2 separate regions of the Homo sapiens genome follow, and region 1 is linked to region 2. Evidence: chromatin loops called from intact Hi-C (ENCODE). Cell type or tissue: heart left ventricle. All regions are shown on one strand.

Region 1 (8,000 bases), 61 kb before region 2:
GTGTTGAAGTTACTTACAGGGCTCTAGAGGAAGTTGCTATGTTGGTTTAATCTTACGGTACCTACAACCAATGCTTCCAGCATTTGGCTTAAGTTTTCCTGCTGGCTTCTAAGAGGTAGCCCTTGGACAGTACCAGCATCTAAGCAATGTGACATCACTTTCCTTTTCTGTGGTTTTCAGCATTCAGAAGATTAACCTTCCTGTACTTCCCAGTTTAACAAATGAATTTAGGTACAAATGCTAGAAACTTAATTCACAGCTCTCTTCAGAAATAATTATGTTTTTAAAAGGCATGCTGGGGTAGGTCAGCGTGCGATCCAAAATAATGTATCTCTGAGGTGGATATTTAAAAGAGGGGACTTACTTTGCATGTGTCTGGGAGATCCAGGGAGCTGAGAGAGCCTTCTACCTTCAGATGGGACCACTGGGGCTCCTGCTGATGCTATAAACCTTGTGTCCATGGCTGAGTAGTGTGATGCCAGGAAAGACCCCCGGCTTTGGGGTCAGAAGACCTAAATTCAAATGCTGCAGCCCTCACTAGCTGTGTGGCCTCAGGGAGTTCACTTGACCTGTCTGGCCTGTATTTTCCCACTCAGAAATGACTGTGCTAAAATCTTGCCTTCTTTATAGGATGGTTGCAGGTATTAAGATGAAAAAAAATGGGTATGAAAGCCTTGGTGAAACCAGAAAGATTAATATTAGAGATTAGTATTGGATCAAGCCAAGTAAATTCTATCTCCTTTGTCGATGATTTGGTTTTCTTCTGTTTGTGGTTTCCTCCTCTCACTTCCTTATTATGCGGAGATTGAACAATTACACTTGGGTATGGTTTATTACACATAAGAATACAAAAACCAATGATACGCCCACATGAAGTTCCCCCTTATAATAGTCATCATAAAATATGCATGGACATTTAAATGTATAACCCAGGATGTCTTCTAATTGTCATTACATGTTGAAGATAATGAAGAATTTGAGTTTATATAGGTCATGTGCAATTGATGCGAAAAAAATTTCTGTGTAAGAGGTTGGAAGTGTTCATGTTGTTCAGTATTTGCCTAATCCAGTGAAGAAAATAAGGTATCCCTTTGAGAAAGCCTGGATTGTTTTTAGTTGATTGAAACCTAATTTAAATGGACCATGATCAAATGCTTCTGAAGACTAAAGATTTAGTGAACCTTAAATTGCAAATCAGAGAGATGTGAACAAGCAAGCGGCAGACTCACACAAGGGCAAAGAATGGATATGTGCACTCACCAAAGTGGTCCTCTAGGCTGTAGCTGCCCAGTCACAATGTAGAGATGCCTGGTTGCATGTTAATGTTCCTTTTCCAGACACCATTTGTATGTGGATCCCTAGGAATCGAAATTATCGTGTGGGATGTGTCATTTTAGTTAATATTGGATGACTCTTGATAGCCTTACCTGTTTTGGACAAAAGAGATGGAGAGATGGACCACATTTGTGCTCTTTCCAAGGAATTAACACTTAAAGGAATGTTTTGTGGGTTAGGGACTTTGTCTTCCAAGTGGGGCATTAAACCCCTGATGTGTAACATTTTTGCCTCCTATCATTTTTGTAGTTTTTTTTTTCTGCGCCCAAACTGAACCTCCCCCCATGCCCTGCATTGGTTCTGCCAGTCTTTTTGCCCCCGTCTCAGGGTAAGTGCAGGCCAGACAGAGACATTGCCGGTAGGCTCAGCTTTAATGAGAAGACTGGACACGGGAATAGGCAATACAAAAGAATGAAAGAGAGGAGAGTGAGGCTGGGCTGGCAGGGTTATGGGGTAGAGGGAAGAGAGATGATGGCAGATACGAATCCAAAGCGGGTGCCTGGCACATTGCAGGCCTTCCATACACGCATGGATGGTTCTTTCATTTACTGTTTAGCTTTTACCATGTGCCAGGTTCTATGAATAGAGGAGAAACACAGCCAGCTGTAGGGAGTGCAGGTCTGTTTTTACTCACTTAACTCGTGGCACATCAAATGACTTGTTCTCTCCTTAGAAAGAAACAGAAAATCGATATTCCATTGCTTTTCCATTGGCATTCAGCCCATGCTACTTTTGGGGAAAAAACCCAACTCTAGACATTTTCCTTAAATTATATGCAAAGGAGACAGAGTCACATGCACCCTTGGTGCTCAGAGATGCAGTGGTGGATGGCATCATCCAGGAGGGTGTGATGTGGCTGGAGTTCAGGTGACCTAGAGAACGGTCTCAGGCTGTCCCCCATCCCTCTTGGCTTGGCATCGTGCTTGCCAAACTTGGGAGTCGAGCCCAGAGTGATTATATATTTTTTTGTATGCCTGCTATGGCCATTGGCAGCTGCTTTGCCAATAGATCTGCAGTGAGGTTTACCATGACAACTGCTAGGAGGGCCACCCCGGCCCCCATGTGGGAGGGTCAGCTGGAGAATCTTGTCATGTGACACAGACAACCTCGGTGAAGAGAGAGGAACCCAGAGGTCAAGTTCACACTAGGTCAAATATGTGTTCTCGAGACTAGTTAAAATCCACATTTAGGAACCATAACACTGTAATAGTGCTTAAACCTTCATGATGAAGCCCTCCTCCGGCCCATGGGCCTGCTGAGGATGCCGCCCGCCCCCTGCCTGCTCTGCTTTATCGAAGTTTTTGCTGCCCAGTGAACCCTGGGCCCTTAGGAAGCCTGACTTGTTGAAAAGACCTTTGACAACCACAGGGTTTTGCTGTTTCTGACCCTGTTATTTGTTGTCTTGGATATTTCAGACGTACTCAAACATGTTCGAGAGCTCAAATTAAATTTTCCTAAAGTGCAGATTTTGCTTCCCAGTCCTTCCTAGCAATGAACAGAGGCGACTTGGAGTGTGAGGGCTATGTCACCACCCTTTTAATACGGACCAAAATCAGGTCCAGCAGAGAGGAGCTGCCGATGGGGTGGGGGTAACTTGTGTGGTGCTGTGGAGCTTACAGAGAGCATTTTCTTGATCTTCACACCCTGTAGTGTCATTGAGGCAGGGATGCTTTATTAACCCTATTCCAGACAGTGGGGCAGTGCTCAGATGCCACTGCAGATCTTGTGGCTCTTCCTACTGCCCTGGGCTTCCTGGACATCCAGTGCTGTGACATTCTTTCTTGAGGTCTTGGTCTGAAAACTGTCCTGACAGTCCTCAGTTATCTGGATTGGCTTCCACTGCCTAACTTCACATCATGATTTTCCAAGCTATGTGAGTTTTCTCGGGCTTCTGTAACAAGTTCCACAAGCTGGGTGACTTAGAACGATAGAAATGTATTGTCTCACAGTTCTGCAGTCCAGAAGTCCAATGTCAAGGTGTTGATAGCGTTACTTCCTTCTGAAGGCAGTTCTAGGCCTCTCTCCTTGGCCTGTAGATGGCCGTCTCTTCCCTGTGTCTTTATACATTGTCTTGTGTGTGTGTCTGTCTCTGTGTCCAAATTTCCCCTTTTTATAAGGACATCAGTCATACTGTATTAGGGCCTCCACTCCCCGCCCCCCCCCACCAATGATCCCATTTTACCTTGATTACCTCTGTAAAGAACCTATCTCCAACAGTGGTCACATTCTGAGGTACTTGGGGTTAGGACTTCAACACTTTGTTTTTTTTTTTCTAGGGGGAGTACAATTCAATTCATGATGTAAGCCTGCAGATGCCTTGCACATAGGTTGGAGAGATGGGCTATTCAGAGTTGGCTCATTCCTGGGGCACTTGGGAACCCTAGCAGCTGACCCAAGGATGGGTGGGCGGGGCTTTGACTGGGCCCCTGCCACACAATCTGTGACTGTGGATCTAATTTGGTTACTTTTCTACTGCAGCAGCTCTGGCTGCTCCAGGGGGTGTTAGGAGAGATGAGGAATTGGCCACAGGTAATTTTGGTGATGCCTCTGGCCATTTTTACTGGGGCTCTTTTAAAGAGATTCTAGGTTGGTGTTTCTTACACATGAATGTCCAGCGGGACCACTGGAAGGGTTTGTTAAAATGTTGAAAGTTGTTAAATTCAACAAATTGAATCAAAATCTTTGGGGTTTTTAACAAGCATCCCAAATCATGCTGATGGAGGTGGCCCACAGTTTGAGAAACTGATCTGGAAGGAACTCAGTCCTGGGCAATATTTATGACCCTTTATGTGGGAATTTAAAGGCCAACCTCAACGCTTAGCAATTTAGAGAAACCTCTCAAGCAAGGCAGGAACCCTCTAAACATTGGGATAGCTCGGATTTGAAGAATGTATATACAGTCAAAGATTGCTGCACATGCAGTTTTTACATCCAGTTTTTCTTTAGTTAGTTGAATGTTTGAAGTATATATGTGTATTTTTGGGAGAGCTGGAAATTTGCAAAATTGTTGCTGCATCAGTGATTATGTAGAGTGCCTTTTAAAAAAGATTTAAACACTTTGGAACAGTTGGGTGTTTTCTTCCACTAATTTTTTTTAATTACAAAATTTTTAAAGTTATATACATGTATATTTTTGCGAGAGCTGGAAATTTGCAAAATTGTTGCTGCATCAGTGATTACATAGAGTGCCTTTTAAAAAAGATTTTTTGGAACATTTGGGTGTTTTTTTCCACAAATTTTTTTTAATTACAAAATTTTTAAAGTACACACAAACATAGAAGCTGCCCATCAGGGTCATGTTTTTAAAAGCTCCCTGATGTGGTAGTTAAGTACAATGATTTATACATAAAGGAGAAACTATGGTCTTATCTTTCTGTAAATGCGTGTTTTACTAATGGTTTCCTGCTTTCTTAGTGGAGAGAAAATATTACATAATTTGTTGGTGTGACACAAATTGGTTGTTTTCGTACTTATGGAAAAATACATCAGGGTTGTATTTGCAAGCATACCTCAGATATGGAGGGTTCAGTTCCAGCAAATATCTCAATAAAGTGAGTCACAAATTTTTTGGTTTCCCAGTACATGTAAAACTCATGTTTATATACTATATTGTAGACTATTAAGTGTACAATAATAGCATTATGTCTAAAAAGGCAAGTGTATACCTTAATTAAAAATATTTTGTTACTAAAAAATGGAATGATCAAGTCAGCCTTGAGTGAGTCATTATCTTTTTGCTAGTGGAAGGTCTTGCCTTGATATGGCTGGTTGCTGAAAGTTGGGGTGGCTGTGACACTTTCTTTAAAATAAGAAAATGATGAAGTTTGCTGCACTAATTGACTCTTCCTTTCGTGAAAGCTTTCTCTGTAGCATACAGTGCTGTTTGATAGCATTTGACCTACTGTATAACTTCTTTCAAAACTGGAGTCGGTCTTCTCAAACGCTACTGCTGCCTTATCATCTATGTTTATATAAAATTATAAATTCTTTGTTGTCATTTCAACAATGCTCACAGCATCTTCGCCAGGAGTAGATTCCATCTCAAGAAACCACCTTCTTTGCTCATTCATAAGAAGCAGCTCCTCATCTCTTCAAGTTCGAACATGAGATTGCAGCAATTCAGTCCCATCTTCAGGCTCCACTTTTAATTCTCTTGCTATTTCCACTACCTCTGCAGTGACTTCCTCCACTGAAGTCTTGAACTCCTCCAAGTCATCCATGAGGGCTGGAATCAGCTTCTTCCAAACTCCTGTTAATGTGGATACTTTAATCTCCTCCCGTAAATCATGAATGTTCTTAATGGCATCTAGAATGGTGAATCCTTTCCAGAAGGTTTTCGATTTACTTTGCCCAAATCCATCAGAGGAATCACTATCTATGACAGCTATAGCCTTATGAAATGTATTTCTCAAACAAGAAGACTTGAAAGTTGAAATTACTCTTTGACCCATGGACTACAGAATGGATGATATTTTAGCAGGCATGAAAATGACGTTAATCTCCACGTACATCTCCATCACAGCTTACAGGTGACCAGGTGCATAGTCAGTGAGGAGTAATATTTTGAAAAGAACCTTTCTGAGCAATAGGTCTCAACAGTGGGGTTAAAACATTCAGTTAACCATGCTGTAAACACACAGACTGTCATCCAGTCTTTGTTGTTCCATTTACAGAGCACAGGCGAAGCAGATTTAGCATAATTCTTAAGGGCCCTGAGATTTTTAGATTGGTAAATTAGCTTTGGCTTCAACTTAAAGTCACCAGCTGTGTTAGCTCCTAAAAGGAGAGTCAGCCCATCCTTTGAAACATTGAGGCCAGGAATTGACTTCTCCTCAGTTTTCTTCAAGAACTTTTTCTTTGCATTCACAACTTGGCTAGCTGGTGTAAGAGGTCTAGCTCTTGGCCTATCTTGGCTTTCTACATGCCTTCCTCACTTAGCTTTTTATTTAAAGTGAGAGATCTGTGAGTCTTCCGTTCACTTGAGCCCTTAGAGGCCATTGTAGGGTTATTAATTAGCCTGATTTCAATATTGTTGTGTCTCAGGTAATAGGGAAGCCCAGGGAAAGGGAGAGAGATGAGGGAACGGCTGGTCGGTGGAGCAGTCAGAACACACACAACATTTCTCAGTTAAGTTTTCTGTCTTATATTGGGTATGATTTGTGGTGCCCCAAAACAATTACAATGGTAACATGAAAGATCACCGATCACATATCACTGTAACAGACACATTAATAATGAAAAAGTGTGAAATATTACGAGAATTTCCAGAATGTGACACAGAGACAGAAAGTGAGCACTTGCTGTTGGGAAAATATTGCCAGTAGACTTGCTGCATGCAAGGTTGTTACAAACCTTCCATTTGTAAGAAACACAGTGTTTGTGAAGTGCAGTAAAGTGAAGCAAAATAAAATGAGGTCTGCCTGTACATGCATATACTGATGTGTGTCTGTTAATTTTTCCTGCCTGTTACGGATTGAGCACGTCATGTAGACACAGTCCATTGGATACTGCAATTCTGTGCATACATTGCCATCGAGACCCCAAGACTGTGTGGTTATAAGAAGGAAGTGCCACTGCTTACTCCTCTCCTCTCCCTTCTATCTTACCTGCTTTTGTTGCCTTTCTCCTCTTCCTCCCCTTACTTGGTCTCAGTTTGGTTTGTCCTGAATGACAGGCAGTATGGCTCAGTGGTTGGAAGTTCAGTCTTTGGAATTAGAATACGGAGCTCCTAATTGACCTTAATACTTTCTCACTGTGTAATCTCGGACAGTCAAGCTTGAGACCTGAAGCAGGGCTAAGTTAACTCCATTCACAAAATAGGAATAATGATGGTCTCTGTCATCATCCAGGGGCTTGCTACGGGGCTGCATTAGGTAATACATTAAAAACGCATAGAGAGCAGGGCCCCTGCACAGTAATTGACAAAAATGAGCTCTCAGCACCTTTCATTTGTCTGCTCAGGACCACTTCCTCCTGGGTACCACTGCTTCTTCCATGCCCCTCTTCTAAGATCCTTGGGGGCTGATCCTGTTTGGTGCTCCCTAAGCAGATTCTATTTGATGCTCCCTAAGCACTCTGATTTCACTCTTAGTTGGCTCTGGGTATGGCTGAGCCAGGTAGAAGAGGCATCTGTCCCTTCATCAGCGTTGAGCTCCTGGGAAGCAGGTCCCTTGCTTTGCCACAGTACAAGTGCCACAGTACAAATGCTACCTAGGAATAGAATGGAGTTGAGTCGAAGTAGCATTTCTGATTTTGCGATGTTGCTAATGCTGTCCTCTAAATACTATAGAAAGAATTCTTTTTCTTTTCTTTGTTTACTCTCACCTTTTGGCAATAATTTCCACTTGTTTTTCTTTCCTGCTTTTTCTCTCTGTACTTTTCCTTGCCCAGCAGACACTGCTGATTGTGACAGCTTTTTCAAGGGCACAACACCTTACTCTGTTTCCTCCTGCCTTTGCTCTGTAAGGCTGCTCTGGCATGGCCCAAACTTTGAGATGACTTTTCCTTTCTCCTTGCCAATTTTAGAATCTTTCTGTTCAACATCATCATCTGATAGAGATTTGGGACTAAGTAAAATGAATGTTGTATGATTTTCCCTGTAATTTTAGATCCCCAAATACTGCTCTTGGCCAACTACACTATTCCCTGTGGCTTTTTTACTCCAC
Region 2 (8,000 bases):
CCTCCCAAACCTGATCGCTTATGAAACATAAATCCTGAATCAGTGGGGTCTATTCCCATTTTGCTGCTCTGTGGCAGATTTTAACACTGACATTTGGCCTGGTCCGTGTGTTATTTATTTCTCTCCGATTTCAGGTCTCCTGGTTAAATTCATGGTCTCAGGGAGGTCTTTCCTAACTCCCTGACCCCCACTGTGATCACCCCCCATCAGACACTCCTCTTCTCTTTCCGAAAGACTGGTAATAGTTATAATTACTTTCCCTGTGGGGTCTCCCTGGCTGGGTTGTGAATGCCAAGGGGCAGAGATGATGTAAAAACATCATCTCTGTTTCCAGTTCTAGCCACAGGGCGTATGACAGTGCCTGGTGCAAAATTGAGCATAGAATTGTCACTCAGTATTTTGTTGAATGAATAAGGCATGAGTCAAACTTGGCCACTTGCCCAAGGGCACAGAGCTGGGATGGGGTGGGGGGGGCTTCACACTCAAATCTCTGTGACCCCAGAGCATAGCTCCCTCTTGTACGTGTCTGCTCATCAGTAGATGAGCTTGGGCAAGGAGGTGTGTAGTCACATTTTTTGATTTTCTCTCAGGCTCGGTAGTAGCTCCTCAAGGAAACAAACCATTTCTAAGAATTCTTTGTATCCTTTATGGTCCCTTGAATATAATAACTCACAAATATTTGCCAATTGTCCAATTAAGGCCGCCATGTTCCTCTTTCTACACCTTTGTTATTATGACACGTAGCTGTATGGTGATTCTTTTTCTGTACTTGTGTCTTTCCTATTGGACTCTGATCTACTTGAGAGCAAGAAATTTGTCTCCATCTTTTGTCTGCAGTTCTTGGCACAATGCAGGCATTTAAGAGGGGGCTCAATTGGATGAATAAAGATAACATGGATGGGATTAAAACAAATTTAAAGATTATTTAGAAAGGTATTGTCTTCCTTTGAATGAACTCTAAAGATAACAGTTATAACAATATATGTGCATAATAGTTTACAGTCTGTAAAACCCAAGATTTTTCAAAATATGTACTCATCATACATATATACTAGCATGAATGCACAAAGTAAAATTATACTATTAGAGAAGGTGCTTAAGGAGTGAATGGCAGTGAATAATGAAATAACGTGTTTTAATTCACTTTATCAATGCTTTAAAAGCTGGTAGTATCACTTTATAGTTCTAATTTTGAATGGCTGTTAATACCATATTCTACTCAACCTTTATGGTTCTTTTAAATTTTTTCTTGGCACAAATAGCGCTGCTGTGGACACCTACATATATGTATGCCCAGTTATTTCCTTTTTTTGATTATTAGAATAAATTTCTAAAAATGAGGCTACTGAAATATTTGAAACATATTGTTAAACTGCTTTCTAAAAAGGCTTGTACCATATTCCTTACCTCCTTTGCAGCACTTAGTACTAATATTTATATTTTCTAAAAAATTAGCCGTGATGTATCTCCTTGTTTTAGTGTTCATCTCTTTTGATGACTTTGTTAATTTGGACATTACCCTATAAGTTTCTTTACTAATTTCATTTCCCTCTGTCTAAATTATCTATTTCTGTTCTTTTTTTCATTTTTTGATTTTGGTCTTCCTTTGTTAAAGGCAACTTTTATTAATTTTTTTTATATAATAGCATTTTCAGAAAAATTTTTTTTCTGGGTTATTTTTTTCCCTTTTGCTATTTTAATTAATGTTAAATGCTTATATACACTAAACTGTAGATAGATATTTTAACTTTTTCTTTTTTTTCATTGAATGCCTGTGATTAAAAAAAGTTATACATGGCAGTGATAAGATCAGAAACAATCCAGGAAAACTGCTGGTTGTTTTGTATTACAGGACTTGTGATTTAATTACGTTATATTCTGTGAGTGCTTTTACAACTATTGACGGTATTGGGAAGAGTGTGTTTGGGCCCAGCTGACCACCTATTTTAAATTACATCACATGGTTAACAACCACTCCTGCTGAGCTTAGGTTTAGAAAACTTCAAGCTTCCAGAACACAGCTCTTGGGGAGCTGGGAATTCTGGGGCTGTGTACTTGACATAAAGGCATTAAACTCCTGAATGAAACATGAGATTCTGTACCCAGCCTTTGTGACTTGTAGTCCCTTTAATTTTTGCTATGCTCAACTATCTGGTTGGTGAAGTTGTTACTCGTAAGATTAGAAAGGCAAATAGGGTAGGAAAATAGGGTGGAAAGAATGCTTGTGTGACTTGACGATCTGACTCAGAGGGAAGAGAGAGAACAATGAAAGCAAACACCCATCCCTCACAGGTTTCAAATAGATTTTCATAAGGATGAAAGACCTGTAAAGATTTATTAAATATATTGGTGATTGATGGGCATGGTCCACGTATTTAGAAAATTTCATTATGTGGAATTCTTCATTATTCCAGGAGACTGGATAGAAAAGGCATTGGGATGTTATGCTAATTTTTTTTTCTCTTTAGGGATTTTGGAGGAGGCTAACCCAGAGACATTTACAACGAAACAACAGCATTTATTTGGATTTGGTACAAGGAGCAAGCAGACAGAGTAGACTAAAATGTGTGACCTCATGCTATATTTCTTGTGATCTGATATCACTTAGTGTTATTGAATGACTTCAAAGGGCAGCTGGGAATTACTGTGAAGACACACACAGCAAAGCAATTTCTCACCTGCTGTCTCTGATCACAGAAGACACAGTTAGACTCACATTTCTCCCCAGGACACATGCGGTAGACATGCTGCAACTTGTTTGGAGAGAAAGGCAAGGGGCAGAGAGTCACACTGTTTGCACTGTGTGGACTGAGACAAGTTTTAAATATAACTAAGGGTTACTTTTTTAGAATTAAAAACAGTAGAAGCTGAGCTTCAGGGCATGGGTTACTTCCTAAAAATACAATCACTGAACTTTTAAAGAACTCTAGGATCAGCTTGTCAAACTGGAGTAGATACGAATGTGAAAGACATCTGAGACTCTTTAGTACTTGGCGCACAGATTGAGAATTAACTCAATTTTGACTGTTTCAAATGATGAAAGTATTTTCAGAAGACCAACCTGGTAGCCAGGATGGTGTAGGGTTTTGTTGCTTAACCTGCTCACCTAGATCTTGATGTCAGTGGGCTTTCTGCAAGCCCACTATCTGAGTTTATCGCTGTCTTGGTGGCAGTTTTGGCCACTTTTTTTTTTTTTTAAGAGATGGGGTCTTGCTATGTTGCACAGGCTGGACTCAATCTCCTAAGTGCCTACAATAACCTCCTAAATGTTATGCCCCTTGTGATGTTCTCTTCTCTTTGACCTTGACCAGTTTGCTTCACTGTCGCTACTCTTCAGAGTTCCTCTACAACACATTGGATCTGGTTTCTGAACCTGTTTCTATCTGTAACTATAACATAAGGTTAAATGTCACTGCAGACTTTGTGTCTTTGCAGAGTTTACTTGAATTTAATTTTGATGGAAAAACATCTGCTTTGAAGGATTGGAGACTGCTTGATTGAATAAATCGCAAATCAAGTCTGCAAGTGTAGATGTTACCATGTAATGAATTAAGAGACCATTGGCCATCTTTCCTTTATAGACGTCCTTAAATCCCCCAGCATCATTTGGAAAGTAGTGGCTCTATGTTTATATCAGTCAGTCAACCAAGTTTAGGCTCCTATCCCAGGCTACAGAAAGTTCTGCATAAGTCACTTAACTGACCTCACAGCTTATAACCTAGTTGGCAAATAGGAGAGAACTGTAAGAAGTTGACTAGCATGTGGAATGTGAATGATGACAGTGGACAAGAGCCAGATGGTACAAAGGTCGTGATAGGGCTGGGTGGGTGGGTCTGTTAGTCACTTCTCACACTGCTATAAAGAAATGCCTGAGACTGGGCGATTTATAAAGAAAAGAGGTTTAACTGGCTCATGGTTCTGCAGGCTGTACAGGAAGCATAGCAGCTTGTGCTTCTGGGGAGGCCTCGGGAAACTTCCAATCATGGCATGAGGCAAATGGGGAGCAAGGCACAAAACATGACCAGAGGAGGAGGAAGAGAGAGAGTGGGGAGGTGCCACACACTTTTGAACAACCAGATCTCAGAATCACCCACTCACTCACTATTGCAAGAACGGCATGGATGGGATGGTGCTAACCCATTAATGAGAACTCTGCCCCATAGTCCAGTCACCTCCCACCAGGCCCCACCTCCAACTCTGGGGATTATAATTCAACAGGAGATTTGGTAGGACTCATACCAAACCCTGTCAGTGGACATTTGGGAGAGACTTCATACAGAAGGGTGGGAGAAGGGTGGGCTTGAAGGCATTGGAGGTTTTAATTGTTCTCATTGGATTGAGGGGCCTGTGCTCCTGCATAGGGCTCCCTCTGTGCAGAGACAAGGAGGTGGGAATCCCAGAGGTTGGGTGAGCTTCTGCAGGGGTAGACCAGTGAGAAGTGAGGGTGGAAAAGGGGGTTTGGGTTAGATGTAGATGGCCTTAACATTTACCCTTGGTCAGCTAAAATGTGTGGAAAGTTTTTGAATGAAAGGGAAAAAAATGATTCAAAGAGTAGCGTTTTAGAAGACTAGTCTGTCCGCAAGCCTGGATTAGGTTTTTGTTCCTAACCCACTACTTTTCAGACTTGGCTGTATATTTCAGTCACCTGGGGAGTTAAAAAAGTACTGAAGCCTGGAGCCCTCCCCCGCTAGAGATTCTGATTTAATCTGTTTGGAGTTAGGCCTGGGTTTGGGGAGTTTTAAAAGTTCCCCAGGTGATTCTAATGTACAGCCAAGCCTGAGAACCACCGCCCAATCCACTGATAAGATCTTGATATAGCCTCCACTCAGCCTCCACTCATCGAGCTGAACCACAGCACAGTGCTGGCCAGGAAAAAGCAATCAACTGATGGGAAAAAAAATAAAATTAAATTAAAAAGTACTTCTGGCTGGCTGGGGGCAGTGGCTCATGCCTGCAATCCTAGCACTTTGGGAGGCTGAAGTGGGTGGATCACCTGAGGTCAGGAGTTCAAGGCCAGCCTGGCCAACATGGCGAAACCCTATCTCTACTAAAAATACAAAAATTAGCTGGGCATGCATGCCTGTAATCCCAGCTACTTGGGAGGCTGAGGCAGGAGAATTGCTTGAATCTGAGGGACAGAAGTTGCAGTGAGTCAAGATCGTGCCACTGCACTCCAGCCTGGGTGACAGAGTAAGACTATGTCTCAAAAAATAAATAAATAAAAATAAAAGGTACTTCTGTGACAATATTTATAATATTCCACATAGTCCAACACCTTAGTTATAATAAGTTTTCACGTAAATGCTATGAATTTTTGCATTGGCCATGAAGTAGATGGGGACAAATGTGTAGACTTTTGGCAATGTATAGATATGGAAAATGACATCTAAAATTGCAATAAAAATGGCAAGATAAAACACTTTTATCATAGCCAAGAATTCAGTAGCCTAAAAGCAATTACAGCATGAAAGCTTGCAAGTATAAAAATATAAGTCCTCAGAAACTTGCTGCTGGAAGACCTGTTTCCAGATGTTGTGTGTCAGTGATTCTCAAACCTGAGTGTGCATCGACGTCGCTTGGAGGGCAGTCACTGATTGCTGGGCTCCAGTTTCAGATTTAGCAGGCTTGGGGTAGCCCAAGGATATGTAGTTTCAAAGTTTTCCCGGATGATACTGCCGGCCTGGGCACCATACTGTGAGAACCACTGATGCTTGCTGCCATGTAAGAACTGCTACTGCATGGGCCCAAATATTGTAGGAAAAGGGGCTTGATAAATGTGATAGAAGGACATGAGTTGTTTTGTTTTGTTTTGTTTTGTTTTTTGAGATGGAGTCTTGCTCTGTCGCCCAGGCTGGAGTGCAGTGGCGCTATCTCGGCTCACTGCAAGCTCCGCCTCCTGGGTTCACGCCATTCTTCTGCCTCAGCCTCCCGAGTAGCTGGGACTAAAGGCACCCACCAGTACGCCTGGCTAATTTTTTGTATTTTTAGTAGAGACGGGGTTTCACCGTGTTAACCAGGATGGTCTCAATCTCCTGACCTTGTGATCCGCCCACCTCGGCCTCCCAAAGTACAAGTTTTGCTTTTTATGTCAGATGACGGGCTTCTCTTGGGAGTTAGGGAATCTGTCCTCCTCCAGTTCAATCCAGCCCCTCCTCATCTCCGTGCTCTAGGGGGCACCTGTCTGAGTCTAGGTAGGGTAGGTAGAAGAGAAAATTGTCTTTTCATTCTCCTAATTGTCCTTTTAAAATGTACTACAAAGGGAGGTATTATATACATAGCTGTAATATTATATAACACGTTCTTTACTTTTCTTCCAGTAGAAAATATTTGTAAGTTCAAAGTTTTTTTTTTTTAACTTTTATGACTGTCTCCCCACCCCCCTTACCCTACCACATGAAAAATTTGAAGAGTTAAAAAAAAATGCTAACCATCCATGTCTTCCTTAAAACAGGTTCTTGCGGCTCATTCTTGGTGGTACATTGGAGGATGTCAGTCCTTGGCCTCCCCCTAGGTGCCAGCTTTTGCACCAAACAGCCTTCCTGGTAGAAAACACATTTGCAGTGTACCTTGGGCGGGAGGAGAAGCGGAAATCATTCTCAGATGTTAAAAAGAAACATGTTTCTAATTGAAAGCATGATGAGAAGGCACACATGAAAGGGCCTGGGTGGTGAGCTCAGGCCAAGGCACAGCTTTGAAAGCCCAGCTCAGTCCTTGCTGTGGCCACTTCTGTTCTCTTGGGTGGATCCCATTCCCATTCCTGTGACATTCCAGAAATAACCATGGCTGAGCAGGGACCCAGGACAGCATCTCAGATATAGCAACAAAGTTTGCTCAGTTGGTCAGGAAACTCTGATAGTTAGAATTCTGAATTCTAGAAACACAGAGCTTTTGAACTAGAATTCTAGAAGCAGAGTGTGGGAACAGCCTTTATTCTCATATTGTGGAGACCATTTTAGAACAAATCGCTGCTGCCCTCCTCATAACCCCCAAACACACACAAGTGCAGAGGCCAGGGTTAAGTGGCTTACTCCAAGGTCACCTAGGGAGCTGGCTCCATTTTTTTTTTTCTTTTAGAGAATCCTTCCCAACTTTCTGAAAATTTGTCAGCTTGGTATTCTGACACCCAAGGGCCATTTTAGAAAAATCATTACTTGCTGTAACGAATAGGCATCATATTGTAGGAAGATGGGAAAATTATTTTGTCTCTTTTATAGAAAATCAATAGGTTTTGAGGCTTTTAGGTCTTGGTCTTTTGGATCTTCATAACTGAGTCTCCTGTTGTTCGTTTTGCTTGTCTATTTTGTAATTGCTTTGTGGACTGAAGCTTGTTTTGAACTTTATGGGAGACTTGATAGTGTGATCTGCCTCAGGACCAACAGTTTATGTAAAAGGTGAGCTGACAGCAACAGGGCAGCATAGTAAATGTATTTGAACAAATAAAGAAGGGACTGAAGGAATCATGGCCATAAGCTTATGACATTACATAATAAAACTTAAGTCAGTAGCATGTACACTTCTTTTTTTTTTTTTTTTTTTTTTTTTTGAGACCAAGTTTCCCTCTGTCATCCAGGCTGCAATGTGTGGCACCATCTCGGCTCACTGTAACCTCTGTCCTCTGGGTTCAAGTGATTCTCCTACCTCAGCCTTCCGAGAACTGGGATTACAGGCCCCTGCCACCACACTCGGCTAGTTTTTGTATTTTTAGTAGAGATGAGGTTTCACTATTTTGACCAGGCTGGTCTCGAACTCCTGACCTCAAGTGATCCACCGGGCTCCGTCTCCCAAAGTGCTAGGATTACAGGCGTGAGCCACTGTGCCCAGCCAGTAGCATCTAAACTTCTAAGGGACCTTGCCTATCATAAAACCTACTTACTCTACCAATGACCCACAGCCCTGATAACTTCTCTTTTTAAATTTTTAATTTTGAGATTGGGTTACATTCTGTTGCTTAGGCTGGAGTGTAGTGCTGTGATCACGGTCACTGCAGCCTCGACCTCCTG

Evidence for each region. A loop is a pair of places that touch in the nucleus more often than their neighbours do. Peaks named below come from ENCODE experiments on the same cell type or tissue, not always from the same donor. Only the 100,000 strongest peaks of a DNase experiment are listed, where the experiment ranks them.
Region 1: a loop joins it to region 2, with 2.1 times the contacts of the local background. A loop is called at or near these places in 34 of 110 quality-filtered maps.

The regions. Positions count from the first base shown.
Region 1 is chr2:32,951,060-32,959,059 of GRCh38, forward strand. All of the region lies in intron 2 of LTBP1 (latent transforming growth factor beta binding protein 1), which reads left to right. Among named protein-coding and RNA genes, the nearest start is that of LTBP1, 8.1 kb to the left of the region's middle. In heart left ventricle, no CTCF peak of the experiment used is centred here; no DNase peak of the experiment used is centred here; H3K27ac peaks cover 1,194 bases.
Region 2 is chr2:33,011,812-33,019,811 of GRCh38, forward strand. All of the region lies in intron 2 of LTBP1 (latent transforming growth factor beta binding protein 1), which reads left to right. Among named protein-coding and RNA genes, the nearest start is that of LTBP1, 69 kb to the left of the region's middle. RefSeq lists an enhancer at 3,631-3,925. In heart left ventricle, no CTCF peak of the experiment used is centred here; no DNase peak of the experiment used is centred here; H3K27ac peaks cover 4,122 bases.